2 separate regions of the Mus musculus genome follow, and region 2 is linked to region 1. A link is a loop called in an ENCODE intact Hi-C map of the cell type or tissue named here. Cell type or tissue: heart. All regions are shown on one strand.

Evidence for each region. Hi-C counts contacts between places; a loop is a spot of excess contacts. Peaks named below come from ENCODE experiments on the same cell type or tissue, not always from the same donor. Only the 100,000 strongest peaks of a DNase experiment are listed, where the experiment ranks them.
Region 2: a loop joins it to region 1, with 2.5 times the contacts of the local background. A loop is called at or near these places in 12 of 42 quality-filtered maps.

Annotation. Positions count from the first base shown.
Region 1 is chr17:28,516,944-28,524,943 of GRCm38, reverse strand. It overlaps E230001N04Rik (a long non-coding RNA gene), which reads right to left and starts at 2,288. Exons shown (of 2, transcript XR_385504.4): 1 at 1,578-2,288; 2 at 1-525. In heart, a CTCF peak has its summit at 4,865 (motif pointing right); DNase peaks (open chromatin) are centred at 1,723, 2,253, 6,813, 7,233 and 7 weaker places; H3K4me3 peaks cover 3,293 bases; H3K27ac peaks cover 2,431 bases; H3K27me3 peaks cover 3,943 bases.
Region 2 is chr17:28,459,327-28,467,326 of GRCm38, reverse strand. The region is part of intron 1 of Fkbp5 (FK506 binding protein 5); the gene reads left to right. Among named protein-coding and RNA genes, the nearest start is that of Gm22146, 17 kb to the right of the region's middle. In heart, no CTCF peak of the experiment used is centred here; DNase peaks (open chromatin) are centred at 3,056 and 3,386.

The DNA of each region.
Region 1 (8,000 bases):
TTGCTTTTGAACCCAGGACTACCAGCCCAGGGATGGCACCACCCACAATGGGCTGGGCCCTCCTACTCTTGATTGAGAAAATGCCCTACAGCTGGATCTCATGGAGGCATTTCATCAAGGGAAGCTCCTTTCTCTGTAATAACTCCAGCTGGTGTCAAGTTGTCACACAAACCCAGCAGGTACACCCTGTCAGCTTTTGAGAGCGGTGGCTTAGGCTGGCCTCACACTCTGCTTACAGAGTTGATGATGACCCTGAATTCCCAGCACCATGTCCACCATCTTCCTGAGTGCGTTGTGTCTGCTTTATTTGGCGCTGGAGACTGAACTCAGGGCTGGCCACATGCACTGAAGGGCCCTACCAACAAAGTCACAGCCCGCCCTAGCACCCACCCCGTGGTAGCTTTTCAACTTCTGGGGTTGGTATCATCCAGGGCTTCCTTGCAGGTCAGTTTAGCTGACATTGTCCACCGTGGAAAGGGACGTGGATGGAGATCCGCCGCGTGGAGCTGCCTGTGGAGGCTGAACCTGCGCATTAAGCAGCATGACACATACTGACCGGTCATGATGAGGATCCACGAGGTTCAAGCGCAGGAGGCAAGCCTAGACCTCTTCAATGCCTCCACTAGCGACAAACCAGGGTACATACCCTGAGCCCACTTCGCTGAGCTGCTGCCCCTAAGGCCCATCATCCACCCGTGGAACTCCAAAGCCACTTCCTCATTCTCCTCAACCAAGCGTGGGCCACGGGTGTTTCAGCGTCCTTAGGGCTCCAGGTGGTGTTGAGGGTCTGCTATACACCCGGCTGTGCTGCACTTCTGTAACCTCGCCCCCCATGCCCTGCCCGCACTCTCCGGAGGTAGAGGTATGGGTGGTCAGAAGTTCAAGGTCATCATTACATAGCAGTTTGGTGCTAAGCCTGTATTTTGAAAAGCTGACATTAATAGCGCCATTGTATCTGCTGGTGAGGCTCTTTTCTGATTGGATCAAGTAAAGAGCATTGCCTAGATAGCTAGCTCCCTCCACCCCCATATTTTTTTTTAACTTTTTTTTTCCCCAGTCTATGTAGTAGTCCAAGAGCTCGGCCTCAACTAGAGATCTTCTTGCGTCTGCCTCTTGAGTGCTGGGTTCAAAGCCACCATACCTGGCTTCCCCAAGCATGGGTGTCCAAGGCACATGTATGGAGGTCAGAGGGCAATTTATGTAAATCGGTGGCTCTCGCCTTTCACCTTGTGCGACCTGGGGATCGAACTGTGTCGGCAAGCGCCTATCATGACTTCCGAGAGGCCTCTCTCCCGAGCCTTATCAGCTAAGGGATTTGAGTCTTCGCTATTCCCAGTGAAAAGCCCCCTGCGGCCCGACCGATTCCGGTTCTAATCCCAGGAGTGTGAGGGCTTCGAATTCCACAACCAGCTTTTCTGTGTTAGTCCTGAAAGTACTGGCAGCAGGACTGGCTCAGAGAAGGTGCCGATCCTAGCGCTGCGCAGGGGACAGCTCGCCATCAGTGTGCAGCGGAAAAAGCTTGGGGGGTGAGGGGGGCGCCCGTTCCTCACAGCGGATCCCATACTCCCCGCGCTTACCCCTGCCGGGGAACTCGAGCTGAGGGGCCCCTCTGGCAAGCTCATGACCCGCGAAGGCGTGGGGACCAGAAGAAGCAGTACGAAGCGCGGGAGCGGGCAGCGCCCGGGAGGAGGAGCGCGGGGCGGAGCGCATCGCCCAGCTTCCCCCGCGCCCCCGCCTCTCGCATCCGGCGGCGGCACAGGATGTTCTTTCGCTCGGGTCCCCCGCCCCCGCTCTCACTTTCTTCCCCGCTCCCCTCCTCCACACGCGCCGTGAGCCGCGCCCCGAGCCAGCACCTTGCTTAACCCCTTCCCGCCCGCGCCTAGGGCGCGCAGCGAGTCTGGGGTGCCCGGGTAGGCGCAGGACTGCGCCCACCAGGACAACGTCGAGGGTGGAGAGTATGGTGGTCTTCCGAGGACCCAAGCCTGCAGTCTCCAGAAGCCCCCTAAATCGCCAGGGGCGGTTCCCGGGGACCCAGGCCCGCACTCTCGCGATCTTACGCTAAATTGCCAAGGGCAAGCGCAAGGTGGGCTCTCTCGTGGGCGCAGACCGGTGTGCTTAGCTATCTCCGGCCTAAGGAACGGGGGAGTACCCAGCAACCTTAACCTCATCTTCCCCTCCAGGTTGTGCTAAGGCGCGGCTCACAACGTTTGAGAGGATGGAGAGAGGCCACACCCCCTCGATTAACGTCACTGTTTCCAAGGCAATCGGAGGCGGGGCTGTAGACAAGCGGACTTTGGGGACTATGGCTTAATAGGGCTCCAGGACAGGGTGCGGCTGGGCTGGGGGCTCGGCGGGGTGGGACGTTTCTGTCTTTGCTTTTTTATTGACTCGCTTGATTTTTGATTCAACAGATATTTATGCTTGGCGCCATTCTTAGGGACTGTTTTTCTCTCACCAAGTCTGCGGTTCACAGGTTGTCACTAAGCCGGGTGGAGTGGCCATGCACCCAGGATATGATCCTGGGATAGATGTAATGCCTTTTTATTAAATTTACTGTAGGGGGCTGGGGCTCATGTGCTATAACGTGCATCTGGAGATATGAGGGCAGGCAATTTGTGGGAGTTGGTTCTCGTCTTCTACCTTGTGAGACCCCAACTCATGTCAGGCTTGGCGGCACCTTTATCCACTGCGCTATGTAATTATTCAGTGTCTCCTTTCTCTTGTCAAGTACCCCAGAGCGAGCACTAATCAGTGAAGACTTGGTTCTCTAATTCATGGAAGGTCTCAGCTATTCAGGGAAGGAGGACAAAGTGTTCCATGCTCACCACGTACCAACTCCTTCCCAGCATTTTAGGTCTTGTGATCTTTGCCCTGTTGTATTTCTGGTGCCTTTTACAGCCTAGGAACTGAGTCTGAGCTCTCAGAGGACCCTAAGCCCGATAGCTAAGTGTTGGAACCAGGACCCTAAGCCAGATAGCTAAGTGTTGGAACCAGGTTGGGACCCAAGCCTGTGGGTATGAAGCCTGGCTTCATTTTTAGACTATAATTAAATGGTATCAAAGAACAATCCTGCCCCTAACCCAGTCATGAAGGAGTTTACAGCCTACAGGGAAACGGGGGTGGGGGGTGGGGGTGGGGTGAGGATACCACAGAACATAATTAAGCAATAAAACCTAGAACAGGTTGGAGGCTGTTTAAAAGGATCAAAATAGAGTTGAGATTGTCAGAGCCTCTCCCGTGGAAGGTGCATTCCCAGGTAGGTCAGGAGGTGGGAGGTGACTGTAGGATCACAGTACCTGTGTGTGTGTGTGTGTGTGTGTGTGAGAGAGAGAGAGAGACAGAGACAGAGACAGAGACAGAGACTGTTCCTGCAAAGAACACCTAACTAGTGGCTCAGCCATACAAAGGCTTTTTTTTTTTTTTTTTTTTTTTTTTGACAAGATCTCTAGCCCAGGCTGATCTCAAATTTTCTATTTAGCCAAGAATAGCCTTAAACATCTGATCTTCCTGCCTCTATCTCCGGAATGCTGGGATAACAGGTGTGTACCTCACATCCCCACCCCACCTCATGGATGGAGGGAGCTGGGGTCTCCTTCATGTTTCTCCATGTTTGGCAAGCATTGTACCAATTTATTCATGTCCACAGCCCCTCCCCTGCGCCTTCTGCCCCTGTCTGTGGCGCTGTACCACAGGAGCAGGTATGTCAGCAGCTGCTATCTTTTCACTCTGTGCCCCCAAGTGTTTGAAGCTTAGCACAAACTCCCTGAGGGTAACTTTAATGTCAGCGGCTCCTTCCTCCAATCTCTGAGGAGTCTGAGGTGAGTGAGAAATAGGGACAAAGGGCCAGCAAGACAGCTCCAGTAGGTAAAGGTGCTTGCTGCTAAGTCTGATGTCTTGAGGACCCACATGGCAAAAAGAATCTATTTCTGTAAGTTGTCTTGTGACTCCCACCTTCAGCCATGTTACACCTGCATCCACACTCACTAAATAGGTACAGTACACGGTATATGTTTAAAGAAGACGACCTGGGAGAGCATTAGGGAGGTGCTACGCTGGGTGGGACTGGACATACCAACTGAGGAGAGGGAGAGTAAGAGGAAGGTGAGGGGAATTGTTGAATCAAATGGGTGGCTGGGTCACTTGAGAACATCTGATGTCCTCTCCCAGTGCGGCAGGGCTGTGCTCAGTCCTGTAGGCTGGAATTGACAAGGACAAACCCCCAGCCTTTGCTCTGGGAACACACAGGGTAGCACCCAGTGTACCCAGTGTGTTTGGCTGAAGGTGATAACATACACAGTAAATGGTGTTTGGAAGGAGCCAGGAAAAGCCTGGGTTAGGAAGCAGGACCATTTGGGCCAAAGGTGGCATTTATGGTGCTGGAGAGAAGGGGCTGGGAAAAGTAATGAAAAGAAAAAAAAAAAAAAAAAGAGCTGGGCAGTGGTGCTGCATGCCTTTAATCAATCCCAGCACTTAGGAGGCAGAGGCAGGCGGATTTCTGAGTTCGAGGCCAGCCTGGTCCACAGAGTGAGTTCCAGGACAGCCAGGGCCATACACAGAAACCCTGTCTCAAAACAAACAAACAAACAAATAAATAGAACAAATGAAGCAAAAGTGGAGAGGAGAACCTGATGTTTGGTGACAGATCCAACACTGACATCAGAGAGAACCCTCTTCAATGCCAGGATTAAAGGCGAGCATGTTCTCTGCATATACAGCACACCACCTGGCTCTCTTTTGGCACAATTGTTACAAGTTTGACTTGGATAGCACATAGGTGGGTGTCTTTAAAAAGGCCAACTAGATGGACTTCATTTGCTTCCGACCAGCTCCAGATACCAACCAGGCCTGTAATGATGATGTTCTTCACCTCTCCAGTAGAGGGCACAATCTTGGGAGTAGCTTTTGTAGCCAGCTGTTTCTTGGGGGCTTTACCACCACAGAGGGCACCTCTTTGCTTATCCCCCCTTCTTTCTTGGCAAGCAAGGGAGAGGCAGTGCTGGTGTTAGAGAGGAGAGGAGGCTGGGAACACCCAGTAATTTAATTTTTAAAAATTATAAGTAGCCGGGCAGTGGTGGCGCATGCCTTTAATCCCAACACTTGGGAGGCAGAGGCAGGTGGATTTCTGAGTTCGAGGCCAGCCTGGTCTACAGAGTGAGTTCTAGGACAACCAGGGCTATACAGAGAAACCCTGTCTCGTCTCAAAAAAAAAAAAAAAAACCAAACAAACAAAAATAAAAACAATAAAAAAAAATTAAAAGTAAAGATTTTGTTCAGTGGTAAACTGCCTGCCTAGTAAGGTAAGACCTTAGATTTAATCCACAGCCCCCTAAAAATTAGCCTACCACTGTAGGGAGTTTGGGGGATTGGGCCTCAGTGGGCAATGGGGATGTGCCTGGGCTAGGAACATGGTCAGTTAAAGTCGGTCACTTGTAGGTCATGGGAAGGCAAATGTTTGGTAGAGAACCAAAGATGGGGAAGACATTGTCAGCTCCTCTGCCTTCTGAGCGTGTCCAGGTCAGAGTTTCACTGACACCAGCAAACATGGGCACCAGGGACAGACCTGTGGGTTGTCGGTTGGAATAGCTGCTGGTTGGGGTGTAACGGGGCTAAATCTCTCCCAGATGATTTCGCAAGGGTCAGCTGGAATGTGTATTGTGCTGAAAGGTGGTCCCTAGCCTGGACCCATGTTGGCCCTCATCTTCAGCTACAGAGCTTGGAGATGGTGCAATCAGATGGTCTGGGAACAGTAGGCCCAGGTGAGATACTTCAGCAGCCTAGGGTCCCTCCCCTAAACTTCAGCCTGGAAGGCCCTGGAACCCAGGCCTGTGCTGTCTGCCAAAACCTTTCCCGGAATCCAGCAGAGAACAGAGCCCCTTCCTGCCAGCCTGGCACTCTCCAGGCACAGGGTGTCCCTAGGGGTACCTTGAAGACACCCCAGGAGACTAGAGTACTGAGCAGCCCCTCCTCCCTAGGAACCACCCTCCTCTGGCCTTTTGCCTCGTTGTCAATGGCCCCACCGGACCACAAGAATCAGCAAGCGCGAAGGAGGAATTTTGTGGCTGGGTGGCCAGCTTCTGGGGCCTTTGCTGTGGCTTCAGGTGGGAGGGTGGAGACTACAGAAAGAGCAGACTCCCAGGCTTCAGAGGACCACGCCACCTGCTTCTCCCTCCCTCCCTCCCTCCCTCCAGGGAGGAAATCTTCAGGGCCCCAGTGGTTTTGAAAGGAGGGGGACCGGAAGAGACACAACACTGGGTCAAACGAGGACGGGGCAGAACTCTCTCTTAATTCTTCTAGGATGCTCTTCCTTGGTACCCTTACCCACCAAACCCCAAAGCAAACTGCTTTCCCTGCAACTAACAGTCACAAACCACTCTTGAGACCTCCAGAGGCGTCCCAGAGTGGGTGGGGCTTGGAGGAACCAAGGGGCCTGTAGCCGGCATCTCCGTGGTTCTCCCCATGCGTGGGTACAGTGAGGAGGGTACTCCGGTCCCAGGTGAGCTGAGCCTACGGTGCCCCGGCCCGGAGGGTCCGGAGATGGCTTCTTGGAGGGGTGAGGAGGTCTCGTACCCGACCATGTGGCGGTCTTGCAGCGCCGCGCCCTCCCTCCCAGTGCGGAGCCGGCTGCTGACCGCAGGCTGCAGGAGCGGTTGATCTGGGGAGCGGGCGAGCACACCCACTTACCCAGCTGCTGAGTCAGGCTGTTCTCCCTCACGCTCGCCCGCCCGCCCGCCCGCCCGCCTGCTCTCGCCCGGGACATTGTGTTCCAGCCCCAGCGCGCTGGCAGCGGGCCCAGGCGCTCACACCAGCCTCCTCGCCCTGTTTGTGCTCGCGGCTTGCGCTGTGGCGCAGCCTCCCGTGGCCGCGGGGACTCTCAGAAGGCACCCCTGTAGGGTGGGCCCCAGCAGCCCTGAGCACTCGCCAGCCTCGGAGCACCCACGCCTCTCCAGATTCCCTGGCTGGGTGCATCCCCTACCCCCGGATTTATAGAATATGGGACCGGACAGTTGGGGGCTGGGGCAGGTGTTGAGATCCCCCACCCTCCTTCCATACAAATTCTTAGTCTTGGTGCTGCAGAAGGACAGTTGGAAGCAAGCCAGATCCAGACTTGGGAGACCTGGAATGTGGTCACGTGACAACAGAAGCCCGCTTTGAGGGGGTCAATTCAAGCATCCTCCCCTTTCCTCACCCCCACCCCGCTTGATCCGTCACAGACTTCGGGAGCACGGAGACTCCAGGGATTCCCGGAGCCCGCAAGCAAGCCCAGCTTTTTTGGAAAGCTTGGGAAGCCCCTGGCAGGATGCTAAGAGGAGGGAGCGCCTAGTGGGAGTGGTAGAGCCGGGGCAGGGCGGCGCAAGAGGACCCCAAAGGCTCTGCCTATTGTCCAGCCCCCAAACACTGTGTTACTGAGAGCCATCATTTATTTCTCTCAGCCCGATCTGCAAAGACAACATCAAGTGCTGGCTCCTCTCCAAAGAGAGAACTGTGTGCCGAGCCTGAGCGTCTACACATGGAACGCTCTGGGGTGGTCCCGCTAAGGAGGTCATGAAAAGTGAGACATACTTTCTTTTTTTAATATCTATTTTATTTTTAATTTGTGTGTGTTTGTGTGTGTTTGTGTGTGTGTGTGAGAGAGAGAGAGAGAGAGAGAGAGAGAGAACGCACATGGGGACACACACACACACAGCAGTTTGGAATCCAGAAGAGGGCATCAAATCCCCAGGAGCTGGGGATCCAGGTAGTGGTCAGCCACCTAGTGTGGGCACTGGGAACCAAACTCAGGTCATCTGCAAGATGCATCAGTCACTCTTAACCCTTGAGCCAGCCCTCTCTCCAGACGCATAGGAACAGACATCATTCCTAAGGCCCTATCTTCTCTCTCCTTCCCATACCTCCACGTTTCTGTGCACTGTCTGTCAGGGTGGTGCCTGCCTTCGCTCTCCTCATCCCTCTTGCCCCAGATAGGAAGCACCGACTAAACCCTGAACCCCCTTCTCTCCCCA
Region 2 (8,000 bases), 58 kb after region 1:
AGGAGATGCACAAAGTCTGTAGAATTCTTTTTTTTTTTTTTTTTTTTTTTTGAGACAAGCTCTCTCTACAGAGCCCTGGCTGTCCTGAAATTCACTATGTAGACCAGGCTGGCCTTGAACTCAAAGAGATCTGCCTGCCTCTACCTCTGCCTCCTGAGTGCTGGGATTAACGGTGTGCATCATCACTGCCAGCTTTAAAGGGGGAAGTTTCTAATATTGCAGTTTTTCTTGTTCATTGTTATATATACATGCACATGCATTATTCTTTTGTTTTGAGGCTAAGTAGTCCAGGCTGGCCTGAAACTCTTGGTCCTGCTACCTTTGTCTCTAGAGTGCCAGAATTTTAGGGGCGTGCCTCCACACCTATCTCACTGTGGTATACTTTAACAAAAGTGGTAAATTGTGGGATCAGTCACACAGAATACTTAAGTGTTCCATTAAGTGAGCTTTGTCTTCCCGCGTCCTTTGAGGAACGTCAGCTGTGTTGGAGTCATTGTTTCCATAGCTCAGTTGAAGCTGCTCTTGTCAGGACTGAGTTTGCTTTGGATCTGTTAGGGTTATTTATGTTTGTCTCTAAACTACTCTAGTGACCAAGAGGATTGAAGGCCCTGACTAGAAAAGATGGGTCCAGGAGGTGAGAAGCAGTGCTTTCCTAAGGGCGGCTCTGGAGTGTCCTTTCTAGCAGAGGGGACTGGGCCCTGGGCTGACAGGGAGCTGATGTGGTGGGAAGATATTGCACTTTATGCGGTAGCTGATCTCCCATTGCAGGGAGGTGTCTCTTCAAGAACAACCATTAAAACCAGGCAGAGAGATGCATACTTTAAATCTCAGCACTCGGGAGGCAGACGCAGCGTCATGTGGCCCATTTAGGCTATGTAGCAAGACTGTTCGAAAGCCAAAGGGTGGACAATTACTCATGAAAGAAACAGACTAAAACTTACAAATCTTTTATTTCTGTTTAGTCTGCTGATTCTGCTAGCTAATATGTATTTTAGTAAAAGCCATCAGCATAATAGAATGAAAACAGATTTATAACCAGTAGTTCTTAACAGGGGAGGTGGGGACCAAAAGGCGCCCCCCCCCCCCTTGAGCTCTTTGGGAGCAGGGACGAGGTGCTTCTTGTTCACCACCTTGTTGGAATCCTCAAGTGGTGCTCAACAGAGTGAGTGTTCCATAAATACTTATTATGAATGACGAGTTTCTGATTAAATACTTGCAATAATTCACATTTTCCACACTGTGGGGTCAGGTCAAGACCAATTATGTTCATCTAAAGCACATTCGTATTCTCAGCCTTTTCCCTCATTAATGACAATTAAAATGTTTTTAATTTATTTTTTAATGTAATTTATTTGTTTTTATTTCATGTGCATTGGTGTTTTGACCACATGTATGTCTGTGTGAGGGTGTCAGGTCTCCTGGAACTGGAGTTACAGATAGCCGGGAGCTGCCATGGACTGGGTTGCTGAGAATTGAACCTGGAACCCCTGGGAGAGCAGCCAGTGCTCTTAGCCACAGAGCCATCTCTCCAGCCCTGAGAATTAAAATTTAACGGATGGATTGTTTTTTAAGATGTGGATGTTAACATATTAAAAAAAATATATAAATGTCTTGTTTTTCATTTTGTTTTGTTTTCTGTTGAATCCTGTGATTTAGAATGGTTTTGTGTATTTCTTAAATATTTTCTCTGTACTTACAAATATATATGGTTTTTGTTGTTGTTGTTTTCAAAACAGTACTTTAATGCAAGTATGTATATTATTCTGTGATAATAGTGGTCAAGCCAAAGGTCTCGTATGTTCAGCAAGTACTCCATCACTGAACTATATTCTTCACCCTTAGGAGAGTTAGGTTCTGTTCTGTAAGTTGCTCTTTTTCTTTAATGTCATTCTTAAACATCTTTCCTCATCAATAACTTTATAACTGTTTCCTTTTTTTTTTTTTTTTTTGGTTTTTCGAGACAGGGTTTCTCTGTATATCCCTGACTGTCCTGGAACTCACTCTGTAGACCAGGCTGGCCTCGAACTCAGAAATCCGCCTGCCTCTGCCTCCCAAGTGCTGGGATTAAAGGCGTGTGCCACCACGCCCAGCTCCTTATTTTTAACTGCTGCATAATGTTTCATTGTTGAGATTTACAGTAATAGTTTGTTATTTTTTTTTCCCCTGTGATTGCTGGGATGACTCCGTCAAGTGCTTGCTGTGCAACCATGGGATCCTGAGTTTGGATCCCTGGCGTCCTTGTGAAAATTCATGTACATGGTGTGTGTCTATAATTCTAACCCTGGGAAAGTAGAAAAGGGTGGATCCCCGGAACTTGCTAGCCAGTCAGCCAAGCAGAACTCAGAACATATCTGTGTTCAATGAGAGATGCCTCAAAGAGTGAGGCTGACACCCAGCATTCACCTCTGGCCCACACATGCCTGTGTGCACACACCCAAATCCACTCACATATACACAAAGACATTTCTTTCTTCTCCTAGGATTGTGTGCCACCAGGTGCTTGTTTCTGAGAATCTCTGCAGTCAGTTTTCTGGACATGATGTTGCTGGGCTAAAGGATATTAAACTTTTTGTAGATATTGGCAAATTTGCCCTTAACACCTTGCCATGCTTGCATTCTCACTACAAATATAAAGTACTATGTTTTGGTGAATATGCAAAGTTTCATTTTGTGGACAGATTCAGGGTCTCTGCTCTCCCCTAACTAACCATCTGTGCCTCAGGCACGTCTCCATTCCTTAGTCTGTCTGTATGGAGGCAGTTCCAGCATCTGGAGTTCCTGAGAGACTCAGCTGTGGACCTGTATTCTCCTCAGGTGGGACAGCAGTGTGCAGCCCAGGGTGTGTGCCCTGTGGTTTGTGGAAGAGACGAATGGTGGAGCCAAGTACAGTAATTTCTTGCTCTCTCAGAGTAACAGCAGAGAAAGCCCCTCACGAGGAGTTAGACTATGAGAGAGCGCACTGTGAAGTTCCTAGTAGAGGGGCCAACAGGTGCAGAGCCCTGGGGAGGGCACAAGGGAGTAGGGGTTTGCTGAGCAGCTCAAGCAGAGGTCGGCCAGTGATCGGTGGAGGGCTTTGGACTTGGTGCAGTTTGTGATGGGAAGCCATTGGAGGGTTGCCAGAGTAAGTTGTTTTAAGCCAGTCTGATTGTCACTTTCCTTACAAATGCTTCAGTTCCCATTTCCTTTGGAATAAAGTTCAAATGCTGTATTCTGGTACACAAGGTCCTTCAGTCAAGTTTGTGCCTATTTATTTAGCATCGTCTGCGTCTTTCCCACATGTACCCTTCACTTTAGCCAAATTGGATCACAAGCAGTTCCTGGATGGGTCATTGGTGATTCATGTCTTTGCATCTTCCTGTATGCTGCTGGCCTGCAGGAAGCCCTCCCCTCTGCCTGCTGTGGTCACTGGCTTGGTTTTGGAGAGTCTGTACTGCTCTTGTCATCTAGCCATCCCTCCCCAGTCCCTTTCTGCTCTAGCAGATGGTGATCTTGGAGTGTCATGTGTCCTCCACCTGCCCTAACTGTATTCTCACCACACCTGTGCTGACTGGAAAGCCCACCCTGCTGTAACCGGCTGTAACTGCCTGCTGTGTTTTCCCTCTGAAGTACTTCACTGTGGTGATCTTACACTGAGCCCTCTGCCCTACAGACCCCCTCCCCCCTCATATGGCTTGCTTTTAGTTTCCTTATGAAATTCTGAAATCGCTGCTAACAAAGACCCTCATGCCTGTGCAGCAAGTCCTTAATGTATTGAGCAACCTCTCCATCAGCCCCTTTCGCTTGATTTTTGAGACAAGTTCTTGTTATGTAGCCCAGCTGGTCTTAAAATTGTGATCCTCCTGTCTCAGCCTAATGAGTGATGGGGTTAGTGTGTACTGTCACCCTGATTTGGTCTTATGTCTTATGTTGAGTTACTTTTTGTATGTGACATGAAGCCAGGTATCCAGTTACAATCTTTATATGTGAAGGGAGAGTTGTCCTGCGCTGCTTAGTGGGAAGTGTTCTTTTCTACCTCCAGTTTCACCGTACCTTTCCTGAAAGCAAATTAATGAGAATGTAGTAATATTCTTGGCTCTCAGTCCTCATGGTCCATCAGTTCCTGGGTGTGTCCTAATAGCAGACCACACTTGAGTACTCTTTGTCTTAAGAATTGGCCACACTGTCTTCAGTATGTTTTGTCCTAACTGTTAATTAAAAGTGCGGTCCCTGAGCCTTGCAGTTTTGTTCTTTTCAGGGTAATTTCAGTTATTTTGAATCCTTTAGGTAGCTCTATGAATTTTAGAATCAGCTTGCTAACTTTTGTAACAAAGTTAACTTAGCTGGTACTAGGGATCTCTGTGGGCAGTTGGGGGAAGACTCAGTAAGATACAACGTAGCCATTTAAAACTGTGAGGGATCTCTGAAGTCAGTCGGAGGAAGACTCAGTAAGATACAACGTAGCCATTTAAAACTGTGGTTGTAAGGACAACTGTCACACTTAAATATTCCAGTTGTATACTACACGCTAAGATTTGGTATGAAAATGGTAGGAAGACAGAACCTTGTTTTCTCTTTTAATGTAATTTTCCTTCTTTGGAACAGTAGTTGATTGAACACAGTGCAGGAGCTAGGGAGTGAGGGTACTGCTCCGGTCTTTTCTGTTCCTCTTTTTGGATTTGGAGATGATCTCACTCTGTAGTCCAGTCTAGCCTTGAATTCATAGCGATCCTCATGTCCCTGCCTCCCCAGTGCTGGGATGCAGACAGGAACTGCCATCCCTAGTTTAAAACAAAACTCTAAGCAAAGAAAGAGTGCAAGCTGTAAATCATCTGTAAAAACTATAGTGAAAAAATCTATAATAAACAAAGAACTAGTAAAATTCAATAGTTTGATTGTATAGCATCAACCATTAGCATCATTGACACCACCAAAAACAGTAAGAATATTACACAGTTGAAAAATATACCCCTCCCTAAGAAGGTAGGTGTCTGTGTGTGTGTGTGTTTCCTCTGTGTAGACTGGGCTGTCCTGGAATTTACTATATAGACCAGGCTGGTCTCAAACTCACAGAAGTCCAGAGGTTTCTGCCTCTCGAGAGCTGGGATTAAAGGTGTATACTGCCACCACTCAGTGCAAAAGAAACTTTTTTGAGCAGACATCTCAGGAAAGAAGATACACAGTGTGCTGACAGTACTCCCTCTAAGAGCTAGACAACTTAACAAAACCCTAATAGTATACATGAGGGCCCTCCTTTGAGTTGTTGATAGTGAGAGGCAACCAACAAAGTCCTACCCAGCTTTGAAGCCTGTGAACCAACATCAGTGACCATCGTGGCACAGTAACCTTAGGAGTGGCAGTAGTGTTGTGCATACTTGTCAGTAAGTAGCAGCTCTCTAATTGGACCTAAGACCTGCTCAACAAGAGGGACACTATGTCTGGTACTGGAAACCTGGCTAGATACTCAGTGTTGGGGAAATCGTGCTTATTGGAAGAAAACCTACAGCTGTTGTGTTACTACATGAACATCCCTAACACTAATCTAAACATCTGCTCACAGATAAGTGCATCACCACCCATCAAGGGAACTTCTCTTAGGAGACTACTACAGAAAACCATAACCAACCAAAATGCAGGATCGTGGAGCCCAGTCCCAATGGAATTTAAAAACTCAACATTCTAAAATAATCCATAGATTTTGTATATATTAGGCAAATATTTGAGGTTTTCTGTAGAATAGAATCTAAACTTAAAGTTCTGTTAAACTCTGTTAGCATTAACAGCAACCAAAGCTAGCCTATACAGTCCCAACCAAAGCTAGCCTATACAGTCCCAACCAAAGCTAGGCTATATAGTCCCAACCAAAGCTAGCCTATATAGTCCCAGGACTTGGCATGCTTTGCTTTCCTCTATGCTTTTCAGTTGATTCGTGAGCAACTGCCTGGGTGGTGCACACACCTCTAGTTCTAGCACTCAGGAGGCTGGGGCAGGAGGATGGACAGCTCCAGTTCTACTCTGAGCTATATGTAGCATGACACAGCTGTCTCAAGCAACATAAAATAAAGCTTTTATTTTTTAACTCCATGTTTAAGAATTTTAAAATTATAATTAGTAATGGTTCTTTGGGATAGAAAAATCAATTTTTGTTCTTTCTACAACCATTTCTTACATATATTAAAGATCAAAGTAAAAGCAGTGTCTGAGCTGGGCGTGGTGGCGCACGCCTTTAAACCTAGCACTTAGGAGGCTGAGGCAGGCAGATTTCTGAGTCGTAGGCCAGCCTGGGCTACAGAGTCAACTCCAGGACATCTAGGGCTACACAGAGAACTCCTGTCTTGAAAACAAAACAAAAATAAATAGAGCTGGGTGTGATGTTGTACTCCTGTTATCTTAGTACCCGAGAGGCAAAGTGTCATTCAGAATGTGATGCCAGCCAGGATGTACAGTGAGACCTTATCTCAAAAAGCCAAAAGACAGAAAAAACCCAAAATATGATGCTTCAGTTATCTAGATTCCCAATGTCACAGTTTTGATAAGCATTTTAAAATAAAAATACCTGACATTTTGGAAGAAAGATTTTATTTTATTATCAGTTAAAGTAGTAGACTTTATAGTGTCCTGGGAAAAAACTCTTTCAAATCTGAGAACACTGAGATTTGCCCAGCAGGGCCTATCGTGTAAGACTTTACACTGTGGAAGTGCCACTGTCCTAGCCATATCTTTTTTTGGCTTAAAAATGGAGTCTGTGGCCTTGCACTTCTGGTTGACTCTGTTGGCTACAGTCACAAAGCAAACAGAAATCCCTAGACAAAATATGTGAGGCAACAGCTTGACACACCAGAAAGGTGACAGCAAGGGGAGAGTGATCTCTGAGGAAATAGAAACCAGCAGGTAAAGCCTTAATTATCCCACCTGACTCCCAGAGTTCTTGTCTGCTGGAGTCCAGGGAGGGCAGGCAGATGGCCTTTGAGAGGAAGGGGTGGGGGGCGGCACCAGAATCTCATTTGCTCTTCAGATGAGCTCTACTGAGTTGTGTAGAAACCACTCCATCAGAGAAACAACCACCCAAAAGGATAAAGGGAGAGAAAGCCCTGTCTTTCTTTTCAGAGCCAGGTATAATGGCAAATGCCTGTCATCTCAGCACTAAGGAAGCAGAGGTGAATTCAAAGCCAACCTGGGCTACTCAGCAACAAGATTCTATGTCAAAAAATGTTTTTGAGTTCCTGCCAACCGAATAGGAAAGCCTTGTAAGTCACAGAACGTCAGGGAGAGTACTTAGAAGCAATTGCCTTAATGTGGGCGGATGCAGCCCTCAACTGAAGACTTCTTCTATCCTCCCAACAAAGTTCCAAAACAAGCCTGGAAAGGATCAGATTGTTTCTAGGTAACTTAACTAGGACAAAGTTTCACATCTAGAGGAATGCAAAAATACCTATCCCTCACCAGGGCCAAATTCACAGTTAGCCTCTGGTGAAACATATCAGGCTTGCCCAGAAACGGGAAAAATTAGTCAATAGCAACAGACCCAGAAATGACTGATGATGAAATTAGTATACACTGAAGTAGTCGTTATAACTATAATCCATTTGTTTAAGAAAATACAGGAAAGACTGAGAGCGTTGAATACAGTTCATTGGAGTGAAACCTACAGAGGGTGAGTGTAATAGCTCACAGTATGGGAGTAGGGGCAGCCCAAACAGTGCAGGAAGAAGATAAGAAAACTATGTCTTAGCAGTGCAGATTATCCAGAGTAAACTTAAGAGATTTTTTTTTTCGGTTTGTTTGTTTTTGTTCTTTTTTTTAAAGGCCTGGGAAAAAGGAATCATTTAGCTATGGGACAATCATGAAAGTATAATGTGTATATAATTACAGTTTTGAAGAGAAAGGGGATTACAGAAAACTCTGAAGGCAAAAAACAAAACAAAACAACAAAAAACAAAACCCAAAAAGCCAGGAGTTTCTAAATTTGGCAAGAAAAAAGGGAGGAAATATAAAAAAGATGTGATTAATAGGAGATACACATT